2 separate regions of the Mus musculus genome follow, and region 1 is linked to region 2. A link is a loop called in an ENCODE intact Hi-C map of the cell type or tissue named here. Cell type or tissue: left cerebral cortex. All regions are shown on one strand. Each heading gives the region's core, and the rest is flanking DNA. Links, peaks and the distances in the headings are about the cores only. Region 1 has its middle 11 kb from the start of Ppp1r1c. Region 2 overlaps Ppp1r1c (protein phosphatase 1, regulatory inhibitor subunit 1C).

The links. A loop is a pair of places that touch in the nucleus more often than their neighbours do. Peaks named below come from ENCODE experiments on the same cell type or tissue, not always from the same donor. Only the 100,000 strongest peaks of a DNase experiment are listed, where the experiment ranks them.
Region 1: a loop joins it to region 2, with 2.1 times the contacts of the local background. A loop is called at or near these places in 2 of 42 quality-filtered maps.

What each region holds. Positions count from the first base shown.
Region 1 is chr2:79,695,092-79,698,017 of GRCm38, reverse strand. No RefSeq gene overlaps it. Among named protein-coding and RNA genes, the nearest start is that of Ppp1r1c, 11 kb to the left of the region's middle. In left cerebral cortex, for the core only: no CTCF peak of the experiment used is centred there; DNase peaks (open chromatin) are centred at 212, 994 and 1,364; H3K27ac peaks cover 542 bases.
Region 2 is chr2:79,758,704-79,761,629 of GRCm38, reverse strand. Ppp1r1c (protein phosphatase 1, regulatory inhibitor subunit 1C) reads right to left here. Exons shown (of 5, transcript NM_172420.4): 4 at 1,959-2,019. Among named protein-coding and RNA genes, the nearest start is that of Ppp1r1c, 52 kb to the right of the region's middle. In left cerebral cortex, for the core only: no CTCF peak of the experiment used is centred there; a DNase peak (open chromatin) is centred at 1,443; H3K27ac peaks cover 438 bases.

The sequences.
Region 1 (2,926 bases), core at 122-2,621, 63 kb after region 2:
ATCTCGGAATTCTCCAAGTAGTTTGTTAAGTCGTCTTCTAAGCTTTCACAGGAGTGTGCTCATACATGTTTTAGTTTTTGTTTTTCCCAGTTGAAAAGTAATTTGGGGGCAGGAGCAAAGGCTTAGGCAGTAGAGCACTTGCCTCTCAAACATAAAAGCCTGAGTCTGGATGCCCAGACACCACAGAAAAGGCTGTGCCCAGTGGCGCCCACTTGTGATCCGAGTGTTGGTGATAAGGGCAGGTGAAGATGGACCCTTGGAAATCAATGGTAAGATAATCTAGCATATTTGGCAAAATTTCAGACCACTGAGTAACCCAGTCTCAAACTAAAGATAGAATAAAAACCAAGGTGATTGGCCTCTCACCTCTTCATGACTATGCATACATGTACACACAGGTACCCACACACGTGTGCACCCACATATATGAACATATACACATGAAACTAATTATTAATATTTACTGTTATTGATGGATATACATGGATGTTTACATCCAATCCCAAGAAAGTAAGATGCTAAGCATGTCCTTGTACTGATTACTCGTCTGTCATGACAACATCACCTCTTTCTACATAGCCACTATTGTTTCAATAGAATACTTTGTCTTGGATTCAGTCTGTCCACCAAAATGTACCATTTCATAAGCTTTTAGTAATGGCTCATGGCTAGTAAACTCTCTTAAGCCTGTGCATTTCTAGAATGTTTTTTGCCCTTCTACATGAGTTAGTTCGATTGAATGAAATGCTACAAGTTTCAGAATTTTTGTTTTTTGAACTTTGATAATTCTCTACTGCTAAATAAAATCTAGGACTACTGATTTCATTTCAGAGAAAGCTGTCATGAAAGGTCTGATCTCCTGAGAAACATTCAGTGTATTTTCCCTTAACATTCTCAAATTACGCTAGGGTGTGTATGGATGTGGGTGGCAGTTTTCTATTCAAGCTTCTAAAACACTTTGGATTTTCCCAATATTTTAGATGACTCATTTCATCCTGAACTTTTTCAGTAACCTTGTGGTTTGAGATTGCTATTTATACTTACACTGAGCATGCTCCTCACGCAATATCATTAGAATAGATCTCATCAGATAGATTCTACTCTCTTACTAAGTGAATATACATGTTTGAAAATAGAGGCTGTCCTTGGGTATTTAGGAGCAGGATCAAGTTGAGGAAACTTTTCACACAAATAACTTTATTTAGGGTCTGGATCGCAGGCCCTCCTGGTTGTATGTCAGTTGTTAAGTCAACCCCATTTCAAAGCTGTCCGATCTTGTCCTGAGAACAGGGGGAAGCAGTGCTTCCCTATTTGAGTTCCCTCTTTGCTGTTTGATGACGGCTCATGCTCCCCTTCCTGACTCTCCAGACCCTGCCCACACACGAGGGACTCTCCAAGGGAAGGAATCTCCCATGTATATTAAACAATCCTCTAGGGTTTATCCTAGGCAACCCCTGCTGCCGCCAAATGTTCCTGAACTAGGTATCAAGTGAGGTCCAGAGCGTTGCGGCGAGGGTCTTCTCCTGTCTTCATCATTATGCGCTGTTGTTCTTCACTGCTTCTTTTGAGAAAGGCAGGTTTGACAAAATAGCAACTTCTCCTACAATTCTCTTTTCTAACTCCTCCAAAAAAAGATGGTTCTATCTACAACTTAGCTTCCATTATTATACATCAAAAATTTTGTTCTGCTGAGCTCTTTCTTATTACATATAATTTATATACACATGGCATATATATTCACACACACACACACACAGCTTTTAGACAATGTATTTCTTTCCCTTGGGAAGTCCCTCGTGTGGGCAGGGTCTGGAGAAACAGGAAGTAGAGCCTAAGAGCCTGAGCTGTCTTAGAACAACAAGGAGGGAACGAAAAGGGGAACCACTGATTCCTTGTCTTCAGTACAAGCTTGGACATTGCGTGCGTGCGTGCGTGCGTGCGTGCGTGCATGCGTGCGTGCATGCATGATTGCGTGCATGTGGGTGTGGGTGGGTGGGTGTGGGTGTGTAGTACTAAAATATTTTTATCATAGTAATTCATCTCAACAGGTTTTGAAAGTCCAATAGGACAGACAGAAGGCTAGCATTATCTTGTTGTTAATTCTCACAAATTTATATCAGTGTACATGTCCTCCATAAGAACACAGTAGTTCTATAACTCCCCATTGTCTGATTCAGCAAATGGAGAGAGTGGAAATAGAAACACAAAACTAAAAAAAAAAAATCATAAAGAAGGAATCAAGGGAGAGATAGGTTTGACTTTTCTGTTAATGGAAACCATCAATGGAAACATTTTAGGAGAGGGGTGGATGCTGAGAGTTTGGAACGAATGAGGGATGCGGTAGCTGAAGATCTTTTTGGATGATGTGAAGGTTGATCCTGATGCCTTGCTGAACCTCAGCTCTCCTACTTGGAGGAAAGAATGTCTCCTGTAAAATTATCAGGACCTTTTTTTTTTCTTCTTCATCTTAATTACATGATCTGAATGAAAAATTGGAAATCAATCGAGCCACCTGGTGCCTCCAGACAGGGGCCATGCATGGTTTGTGCTTGTCCTGAAACGGGTGTGACTGGGCCTTGGTGAACTTTGAAAAGGACTGTCCTTTATATTCCTTCCCTGCAATTTATGAGTAGCTCTGTGTGTACATTTTGTCCTGTAGTCCTTAGTTCCTTCTTTATTTCAACCACAATTTCCCTGTGACTTACTTTATTGCTATGTCTATAAATCTCTGATAAGGCATTAAATGATACTAAAAGATTCGCCAGATAAAAACTCCGGTTAAATGTTTCTTGTTAGTTATATACAGATTTTTAGGGCAATATTAATCTTTTATTTTTCAAAAGTCTTTATAAGGAGAAAAGTTACCCCCCCCCCCCAAAAATCATGTAGTTGAATAAATTTGCCATTATAAAGCTAATTTTCATTT
Region 2 (2,926 bases), core at 245-2,744:
ATGGTAATTTCAAAAGAAAAAAATGTACATAACTCTGTAGGTTAGTAGGGCAGGAGTAGGGTGAAGTTCATCATCCCTTTCTGTCTTGTCTCCTTACCCAGTAACTCCTCAAAGAGAAGACAGGCTCTGCCTTCTTGGTTTATCTAGCCGCTCCTTCACGGGCTCCTTCAAAAAGCCATTGTACACTTTGCCTCAGAGCACATTTTTTTCTTCACTCATGTTGATCTCCTCCGCTGGTGCTTTGCACACCCAGAAAACCACCCTACCTTCACCTTTGTAACATGGAACAGCAGCCTGAAGAACTTTCATTTGGGCACAACTGTATTAATGTGTTTCGCATCTCAAGAACACTCCCTTTGTTCAGCCATCTTTCCTATAATTAAATCTCCTCTCTGTGCTCACAATAGACCATAGGTTACCATTGGTTACATTGGTTTTCACACACACATTTCCAGCTCTTAGGAACAGATACACTGAGAAAAATCATACCAATTTGGCTTTTTCTTTTATCATAAGCTGAAAACTCACATAGATCCTTACTAGCTTATATGTATCAATGCCCAATGCCTCCTTGAAGGAATGGCTATACATCCTTAAGGCTTTTTAACTCATTACTGCAGTTGTTGAAGAACAATCTCTGGACTCCGCAGTATAAAGTTATACTAAAAATGCTTCAATATAACCAGCTTCTCTGAATGCTAGAGTCCCGCATTCTTGGGATATTTGAGAGCTAAAAATAATGAACACCATGTCCCCTTAGGCCTTTGAGTTTAAGATTTTCCTTTCAAAATAATATAGTTATTCTCTGAGGACATGAGGACAGTACTACTTTATTTAGCTTAAGCTAACCCAAAATAGAACAGAGGAAATAATTGAGCAACTTCACATACATCTTCATTGTTGTCTATTCATGCCAAAACTGACGTGTCTTGAAAAATAAAAAGCACTCACAATGAAGAACCATCTTGAAAACTCTATACTGATATTTAGACAGTGATACTTAGGAATTCAATAATTGCCTTGGGATAAACTACAACACAGATGGATGCATTATTTATCCTTCTTCCTACAAACAGGCACAACCTTTTATAACTGCACAGAACAGACGTTTACTGAAAGTAGCTACGGGTCCATTTATATCCCATCTCCCCGAAAAGAGTATAAACAGTGGAAGCTCTAGCCCGGGCTGGACCTCTAAGCTTCCCCACCAGCTTCTTCCACACTGAATCAGAGCTGGAGGGCAGTGTGATGAACCTTGAGCCAACAACCAGGGAGCCAAGCTGGAAGGGAGATACTGGCCTGAACAGTCACTGCCTTGTGTCAGGAACATTTTTGTGTGAAAAAGAAAAGAAGCCTTTCTTGGAACTAGTATTTGTCGAAATACTGATACACTTAAATGTTACTTGGCAGTTCTAATTTTGGGGAGAAGTTCTGGGAAGACGCCAGCCTCTGAGCCAGCATTCTCTGATGTGATCTGGGCAGCCGTTAGGAGTACAGCAAATTGGTGCTCAATTGGGTTCAGTAGATCTGCTCCTGACACAAGGCAGAGAGGTGATTCTTGACATTACATTTCCACGCAGACCAAGCACTTCTGCTTTGCTTACCTTAAGGGAAAAAAACAAACTAATAATCACATGCCAATCAACAAGAACAATTAGAGATTTGAGGATAATTTTTTCAAAGGAGAAAAATAAACAAAGGTAAAAGAAAAAAAATCGTCGTTATTTTGAAAATTGATTTTTTTTCCCATTCTAAGATTCTGAGACTCTCCAAGTCACCAATTCTTCAAGTACCTATTTATTCCATGATGAAACAAAGCTTCAGAGAGGTAAAATCTTCCTGACCTCCACCCTTAACTGGAAGCAAAGCAGAGACAAGCACATATAATCAGCAGACCAATGGCCCGCCAGTCCCTACACCCATTACTCATGACACCCCGAAGTGGTACCTAGCAGTACCTTTCATGGCCGGTGGTGTGTACACACTCTGCTTCCTTTGCTTAGGCGATGCATTCTGCGACTGTGGACAAGGAAATCGAAAGCATTAGACGTGCATAAAAGTACATTGCTGTCAGACCTGTGAAGTAGACAAAGAGCTGTATCTCAAAGGGCTTTGTGAGGCTACTTCCTGTCTGGAAGTAGCGCTGTAGCTGTAATGAGTAATGGGCATGTTTGGTGATACCATAGACCACCAAGCTATATAAACCAGAGGGTATGTTTCATCATCAAGTTTACACATATTACGATTTTTAATTTTTTAAAAATTTCATTACTAACATTAGTTTCACAGTGTATGTAATTTTATTGAACTTATTTGTTTGTTGTGCGTGTATACTTGTGGGTGTACACATTTTGTGGTGCATGTGTGTAGGTCAGAGGAGAATTTGTAGAGTTGCTTCTTTCCTTCTACAATGTAGGCCCCAGAGATCAAACTAGAGGTGTCAGACTTGGTGGCAAGTGCCTTAACCTATTGAGCTGTCTTGCTTGCCCACAGATTAGTTTGTTTTAAGGAAATAAAAGGATAGTAATTCAATTGCAAAAATACATGAGTTCTTATACAAAGTATATTTCAAAAATATGCCAGTGGTATCTATCTATCTCTAACTAGAGAGATAAACACATAATATATACGCATTATATATATGTGTGTGTGTGTGTGTGTGTGTGTGTGTGTGTGTGTGTATACTTATTTTATCTGCCTTTGCAATTAATGAGGGTTCCAAAGGAAAAATTTGAGTCCTTCATTTATAAATGCAATCTTAAGTTGCCACGTTCAATCTAAACCCTGATTTTATTCAGAATGGTGATGTTGTTTTGTTTGTTTGATACTCTTTTGTCTGTCCAATAGCTAAGTCCTTTCTTACCAAAACTGCTACATAGCATTGTCACCTAAACACCCCAGATCAAGTTTTACTTTTAAAATGATT